Linked DNA regions of Homo sapiens: all the other regions are linked to region 3. A link is a loop called in an ENCODE intact Hi-C map of the cell type or tissue named here. Cell type or tissue: Caco-2. All regions are shown on one strand.

Region 1 (2,500 bases), 370 kb before region 3:
TTATTCAGTAACTCACACTTTTCACTAATTTGGGCTGGTCCCATTGCTCACAACACATATGTATATTTGAACGGTTCTGCATCTGTGAAGTTTTACTCCAATTTCTTATCTATCCAACCAGTGTAGTATAAAGGAGAACAGTGTTTGGTCTTTCAAACAATTAGGTAGTTTTATGTGGTCTTCCTATGGGGGAGGTACTATGATGTGCATTTCATTCCAGGATTTGCTGGGACCTGGGACACACCCCCTCTCTTCCTACAGGTCAGAGAACAGAGAAGATACCACCTCCTTTTTCCAATAGATTTTTTTGTGGGGACAATTTCTGCATGTCAGTTTCAACATTGGGTACCGTTTGATTCATTAACAATGACAGCAAGGAATACTATTCACTTTGAGCCTTGCCTAGAAGGAACAAGGGCCCACACCTCCCCTGCCCCCCAAATCAAAGGCATGTCTGTGAGGCTGGTGGTGCCTGTTATTTCATGACGACAATACCATGTGATAGATCACTTCTCGGGCAACATGGGCCTCAGACTTCTAATTCCTGGCAGTCCTGTCTTCAGGGCTCACAAACGCATTCACACATCTCTTCCAAATCCATTTACAACACTGTTACAAAATTTTTAGACCGAGTGACTCTATCCAAGTCCTAAGTATGTAACTCCAGGGTGTAGTATAAAGAAATCAATACGATTTCTCCTAACAGTGATACAGATACATAAACAAATGGGATGTCCATAGGCATTCTGGGGGCAGTGTGCTCTACCTTTGAGTAGCTAAGGGCTTTGAAAGGTAGATAAAACTGAAATTTACATAGACTGTGAGGGAAGTGCCACTAGGATCTTTGAAAGTTTGGTTGTCCTAAGTCTGTGAGATCAAAGAACACCAATCTTGAGGTCAGTCAGCTCTGGGTTCAACTTTAAATCTGCTGGTACCCTCAGGAAAATTACTTAGCCTATGGGCCTGTTTCTTCAGCCATAAAATGGGGATAGTAAAGCTTTCTTTGGAAGTTATGGGAATTGAGTGATGGAGAGAATGCAATGTAAATTTCCTGTCTGGCGCAGCATGTGAACACTGCCACCAACAGTGATGTCTGTCATGGTACCTCACAGACACACTCAGAAATGTGGGACTTCTGGGTCTAAACAGGACATGAGAGATGAAGCATCTGACAGGCAGCACCTAAATTTACCATACAAGGCCACCTTGGAACATTCAGTATAAAACGGAAACAGATAAAGGGCCTGCTCTGTTGGGAGAGGGAATCCTCTGAATGTGGCTGAGCTGTGCTTGGTTCCATCAGCCATGGGTGGGCGCCACCTTCACAAAAGACAGACAGAGTCAGCTGTTAAAGAACTGAAGGCATCATCCATCCCAAAGTGTCACACCCAAGCAGCCCAGAATGTAGCAATCCATATGACTCTGGGTGAGCCCAAGGAGGCCTGCAAATCATAGAAGTGATGGGCAAAGCAAGGCTCTGGCAGCCAGAAATTGCCGAGCTCATCACGTAATTTGCAACCCCAGAGTATAACAGCACACCAATAAAATACGCAGCACACAAAATGGTCCTTTAGAAATATGTCACTAGTAACACACATGCCATCTCATCAAAAGCCAAACTTATGCTGAGAAAAATTCCACCTTCCTGTTTTTAATTGCTCTACATTTTACCCCAATTACAAACATCAAACTGTGTTCATTATGGAATGTATGGAAAATATGTAAGTATTTAAAGCAGAAATAACAACAACAATATTAATTCTGCTTTCTACAAAACACCATCAGTTTTTAGTGTATTTCCTTAGTCTTTTCTATTTAGACATGCTAACAGATGGGAAGTATAGTCATATTTTTATATACTTAAGATTATATGCAGTATTGTATCCTGATTTTTTTCCACTTCCTTCATAAGTGTTTCTCCACATCATCAAAACCTTTTATGTAGTTTCTTTATGCTATGTATACAGTATAATTTAGGTATACTTTCCTTTATATTTAAACATTGATATTGCTTTTACTTCCTGCCATTGTAAAAACTGTTGTGATAAACATCTTTCTGCATAAATCTTTGTCCCAATCTCTAATTATTTCCTTAGCCAGATTCCTAGAATGGGAATTTATCAAGCAAAGAGTGCAAAGATTTTTAAAGTCCCTGATATATTTTGGTAAACTGAAAAACATAGTTTTCTTTTTTTAAAAATTTTATTATTATTGTACTTTAAGTTTTAGGGTACATGTGCACAACGTGCAGGTTTGTTACATACGTATACATATGCCATGTTGGTGTGCTGCACCCATTAACTCGTCATTTAGCATTAGGTATATCTCCTAATGCTATCCCTCCCCCCTTCCCCCACCCCACAACAGTCCCTACTGTGTGATGTTCCCCTTCCTGTGTCCATGTGTTCTCATTGTTCAATTCCCACCTACGAGTGAGAACATGCGGTGTTTGGTTTTTTGTCCTTGTGATAGTTTGCTGAGAATGATGGTTTCCAGTTTC
Region 2 (2,500 bases), 510 kb before region 3:
ACTACCTGCCCCTTTCGCTCACTCAACTTTCAAAACCCAGCTCAAATACCCGCTGAATTGACCTTCCCCATGGTAATTCTTATTTATTTGGCAATTAAATAAGTGTTGTCTAATGCCCTATCTTCTAAGGTTATTCTGTCACCTTAAATATTTTTTTTTCAAAAAAGACTTAAATTTTAAAGTCTTTATTATCTTTATTATCTTATTCAATAAAACTATTAAATTTTTGAGGATAGGCATCATAATTTGTGTGTGTGTGTGTGTGTGTGTGTGTTCCCTCAACAGTACCAAGCACAGTGTCTTTTACTAGTAGGTTGCCTCTAGCAGGTAAATAATAAATATTAGTTGATTTGATACTGCTAGCACAAGTTCATTGCCGTGTGAAATGTGATGCAGAGGCAGTATAAAGTTAATAACATGGACTCAGGAATCAGCAGGCCTGGTTTTGACAAGTTGTGTGACTTTGGAAAAGTTGCTCAAGTTCTGAGCCTCAGTTTTCTCATCAGTGATGTGGGTTAATGACACTAATCTCTTACAGGATTGACAAGAGGATCACATGGGATTATATATACACATTTATATGTATATATAGCTATCTGTATATTACTAGATATAGTTATTATTATAGTAATATAGTAATAATTACTGTATTATATATTATAGTAATAACTATAACTATGTATAGTAATATATAGATATAGCATATGAAACCCACACATATATATGGCCACAGCTATAATCCTTCAGTTGATGGCAGCTATTACTACTATTAACGTCATGAGTTGGAAATCAGGCCAATTAACTCCATCCATTGAGTTCTATAGGCTCAAACTAAATCTTCAACAAATATAGTCATCTCAACACCTGCAGAAGGGTTAGAGAGTCCAGGCAAAATCATGTGGGTAGGCACCCATGCAAATTCTCACCCACTGTTATTCCACCATACTCCCACACTCATAAAACAGTAGCATATAACACGGGTGCCACGTACCATGGTGATGTGTATTTGATACACAAAAATTATGTGAATTATGCATGTGTGTACATATGTGTATGTGCACACATTTGCAGGATAGTACTCTCCAAAAACAAAAACAAAAACAAACAAAACAAAACTCTTCCACCCCAGCCAACTCAAACAAGTAGTCCTCTTGCCCAATAGTTGTTAGCCATATTCTCTCCTTGCATAAATATAACCACTAGGAGGCGCCTTAATCCTTCTCTTTAGCAGCCTTTCTGCTCGTTAACACCAGGGAGTCAGATCTGAAAGTCTTTAAGTGAATCTTTCTCAACCCACTGCAGAGTGTGCAAATCATTTCCTCAGCTGATTCAGATGTATTTTGATGTGCTGGGAAACCTGAACATTCTCTCACGCTGTGGAGATTAATTACCTTGAAATATTCATTGGATTAAATGTATTTAAACATGTACTGTTTAAAGCTCAGTGCTGCAAAATGCCATCCTCAAGATATATATTACGGGCATTAAATAATTAACTTTAGTGTGTGAGAGGAGAGGGGGAGGGAGAGGAAGAGGGAAGGTGGGGGGAGAGGAGAGAGAGAGAGAGAGAGAGAGAGAGAGAGAGAGAGAGAGAGAGAGAGGGAGAGAGAAACACATGCTTATTTAGTGCTAGGCCAGTGGTGAGACTGAGAGCAACCAAATCTAAAGCTTTCCATAAATCAGCTAAATCCTGGCTTCACCTGTTACTAGAACTATGTGACCTTGGGCAAAATACTTCATCTCTCTAAGCCTCCTCTGTAAAATGAGAATGACAGTATCTCAGAAGCATGAATTTTAGATACTAATACAGGGAAAGCACTGGGTATCCTGCTTAAGACATAGTAGCACTCACACAAAGCAAGACTCGGCTTCCTCTTCCTCTTCCTCTTCTTCTTCTCTCCTTTAGACCTAGATACGAGGACTTGATCTTGGCTTTGCCATTCTCCTTCCTTCTCTGTGCCAAAGTGTTGTCGCTCAGCTCTGGGAACAGCAGCAGTCCATGCGTGTGAGGTGTACTGTCTCTAGAGACAAACTACCCAGGCCCATGGCCCAACTCCATCCAGCACGTACCAGCTGTGCGACCCTCAGCGCCTCAGCTCCTTTATCTGCAAAAGGGGATAATAACAGTACCTTGCCCCACAGGGCTGCCGTGAGGGTCTAAGGAGTTACCATACATATAAATTCATGAGAACAGTACCTGCCACATAACCAGTGCTTTCCAGGGGTTGGCTATTATTATTTTAGGTTCAATTCAGTTTTCATGTGTATTCAACTCCTCAAACTGTATTTCTCCTCGTGCACCATCCTACTTGTCTCAGTGTCACGCTTAGTTCTTAAATCTTTCAGCAGCTGTATGCTCTAAGCTTTAGCCTCCCCTCTTTCACTTACCCAAATTTACCTCTTCTTAGGATCCTGGTTTATGGCCTCTGTAGGAATTGAAGCAAACCAACTCATCTTAACATTGTACTAAGAGGCTACAGCTGAATATAAGCTCTAGTGG
Region 3 (2,500 bases):
CAAAGGCAAGGTCCTGGTGTCGGCCTGGGACATTTACTAGATTTTTGACCCTGAACAAGGAAGTTACCTAACTTCCCTGAGCCTCTATTTCATCATGTGTGAAATGAGAATAATAGCGCACATGTTGATTTGTGGGCTAAAGGAGACCTGAAGGTAAAGAGCCCCACATGGGTCTGAGCCCCATGCAGCCACCATGATTCACTGCTGTCCCCAAGCACATCCTGGTGCCTGAAATCCTGAAGAGTTGGCTTTCACCACTGCAGAGGCTCTGAGTGAGCTGCCAGGGCAGCAGAGGGAGGCTGAGCTGCAGGAGTGCTGTTAATGGATTTTATGGCTTTGTTGAGTACCTCAAACTACAGTTATTAATTAGAGGATGCTGTTTAGGCACTCTTGCAATATATACATTTTGTTAATTGATTTGTATAGGCTCATAGCTAGCAACATAAAGAATGTGCAGGACCATAACACTTACAAGGGATTGTAATTGCCTTTGCTGCCCTCTCTGGCTCCCCAAGCAGGGAACAAAAGCTTTGAGGATAGGACCCACTCTCTCCTCTGTCTTTGGATCTCCAACGACTAATCCAGTGCTCACTGTCAGGGTGATACAGCCTGTCTAGATGCTCAGCAAACGTCTTGAATCAATGACTAAATAAATAATATTGTTTGTTTCTGTATTTCCATATCTACTTTATTTCCAAACTATTCCTCATAAACCCTGCATTGTGTGTGATGTTGGCATTTCATTTAGGTAAATATGGTCAAGGATTTATTCTGAGTCCTTACTGTTTTTTTTTTTTTTTTTTTTGAGTACCTTTGTAATTTTTTCACGGCCTAGAGATGGTTGAGGATGCAAAGATATGCACTGGCTCCTGCACTCAGGGAACTGACAATACTCAACGGCACGAGATTTTACAATGCATGACGTCAAGTAGCCTGTTCTTAGAGATGCGGAGTGACAACATAAAGGTGGCAACTTCTTGCATGGCACCATACCGCAGGGAATTTTAAGTTTGACACCCCGCCCCCGCCACTGCAGCCTCAGCAGGCCCAGCACCCCAAGTTTTCTGATCTAGCTGTTCTATCAGCCTCTAAGAGCCGCGGCTGCCCCTGCTTCTCGGAGATGACGCGGAGCCCTGCCATTGCCATCCAGGTCCAAGGCTATCTACTCTGCCCGACAACCCCTAGCACCACTAGGCGCTGCTCTAGTGTGCGCCTGGCGCCCTCCCCAGACCAGTCGACGCAGAACGCCCAGAGACCCAGCCAAGGGCAAGACCCTTAGCGACGCCCGTCAGTCCTCTCCGCCCAGATATCAGTTCAAAGGGCATGGCAGGTCAGGGTCCCTCGCGCCACCCCAGATGACCCTCAGGCCTCGGGTGGCCACTTTCTGGGGGAGCCCTCCATCCCTTGCGGCAGCTTTTCCGAGAGTCGGAGTGGAGGCGCGGGGCTGGAGGGCTCTCCGGAGCCGCCCACCAGGGTCCTCTGGGGGCCCGGTCCCGACTGGGCAGGGGGACCTGGACAGGGCCCCGGAGCGTGGAGACGGCTGAGGAAAGTTGGGGGTCGGGGCCTTGGGGCGGGGAGCGCGGAACCCGGCGCCGATGCCCGCGTTCATGAATATGCACGAGCCACCTCCCTCCCTCCGTGACGTCACGGGCCGTCCCGGGGTGAGCGCCTGAGCCGCTCCGGGTCCGCGCCAGTGAGCGCGGCTGCTGCCGGCGAGCTAGCGGCGCAGCGGCGGGAACCCGAGGCCGAGCGCCGCGGCGGCAGCGCTAGAAGCGCACCCATCGGGCACGGCGAGGCGGCCCACGGTGCGGCAGGCACCGGGAGGCGAGAGCCGGCGCGGACAGTAGGCGGCGGCTGCAGCTCGTTGGCGGCTGCTGCGAGGATGCTGCCTGGGCGGCTGTGCTGGGTGCCGCTCCTGCTGGCGCTGGGCGTGGGGAGCGGCAGCGGCGGTGGCGGGGACAGCCGGCAGCGCCGCCTCCTCGCGGCTAAAGGTGGGTGCTGGGGAAGTTTGCTCTTCTCCCAGGAGGGAGGCAGGGCAGGCTTGAGGGTGAAAGCGGCAAGGACCTAGGCTCAAGCTGGATTTGCCCACCCTCCCTTGCCGCAGCTTCTTTGGCCTCTGTGCGCCCTGGATTCCCGAAGTCAGTTCCCTGCGCAGCGGACCAGAGAGGTCCACCCGCGGACGTCAACTCAACCCCTGGGCGGGGTCCGGGGGCTGAGCAGAAGGCGAGGTCTGGGGAGTACGGACAACTTTGAGGGCTGTCTGTGCCGGGGTGGGAGCGCAGTGGGTGAGTTTCGAGCTCTGGCCCAGGGACGGCTAGAGCAGGGCGCTGGCGCGCCGTGGGGACAAGCAGGTGTCTGCTCCTGCCTGGGGGAAGGATCAGCGGCGGTGCTTTCAAGGAGGGAGCCGAGCTGTGACTTGTCTCCCAGCTCGGGGATGGAGTGGAAACTTGTAGGCTCCAGGGAAGGCCCCGCTGACACTCCTCAAGCTCCCCCAGGGCGT

The links. Hi-C counts contacts between places; a loop is a spot of excess contacts. Peaks named below come from ENCODE experiments on the same cell type or tissue, not always from the same donor. Only the 100,000 strongest peaks of a DNase experiment are listed, where the experiment ranks them.
Region 1: a loop joins it to region 3, with 23 times the contacts of the local background. A loop is called at or near these places in 13 of 110 quality-filtered maps.
Region 2: a loop joins it to region 3, with 8 times the contacts of the local background. A loop is called at or near these places in 46 of 110 quality-filtered maps.

The regions. Positions count from the first base shown.
Region 1 is chr3:139,563,165-139,565,664 of GRCh38, forward strand. All of the region lies in intron 6 of NMNAT3 (nicotinamide nucleotide adenylyltransferase 3), which reads right to left. The region is part of intron 3 of COPB2-DT (COPB2 divergent transcript); the gene reads left to right. Among named protein-coding and RNA genes, the nearest start is that of RBP1, 25 kb to the left of the region's middle. In Caco-2, a CTCF peak has its summit at 1,336; a DNase peak (open chromatin) is centred at 1,337.
Region 2 is chr3:139,426,533-139,429,032 of GRCh38, forward strand. All of the region lies in intron 3 of COPB2-DT (COPB2 divergent transcript), which reads left to right. Among named protein-coding and RNA genes, the nearest start is that of COPB2-DT, 38 kb to the left of the region's middle. In Caco-2, a CTCF peak has its summit at 1,208 (motif pointing right); no DNase peak of the experiment used is centred here.
Region 3 is chr3:139,933,493-139,935,992 of GRCh38, forward strand. CLSTN2 (calsyntenin 2) reads left to right here and starts at 1,693. Exons shown (of 17, transcript NM_022131.3): 1 at 1,693-1,991. The coding sequence starts at 1,883. RefSeq lists silencers at 1,691-1,740, 1,781-1,840. In Caco-2, a CTCF peak has its summit at 1,222; DNase peaks (open chromatin) are centred at 1,209, 1,639 and 2,369; H3K4me3 peaks cover 1,406 bases.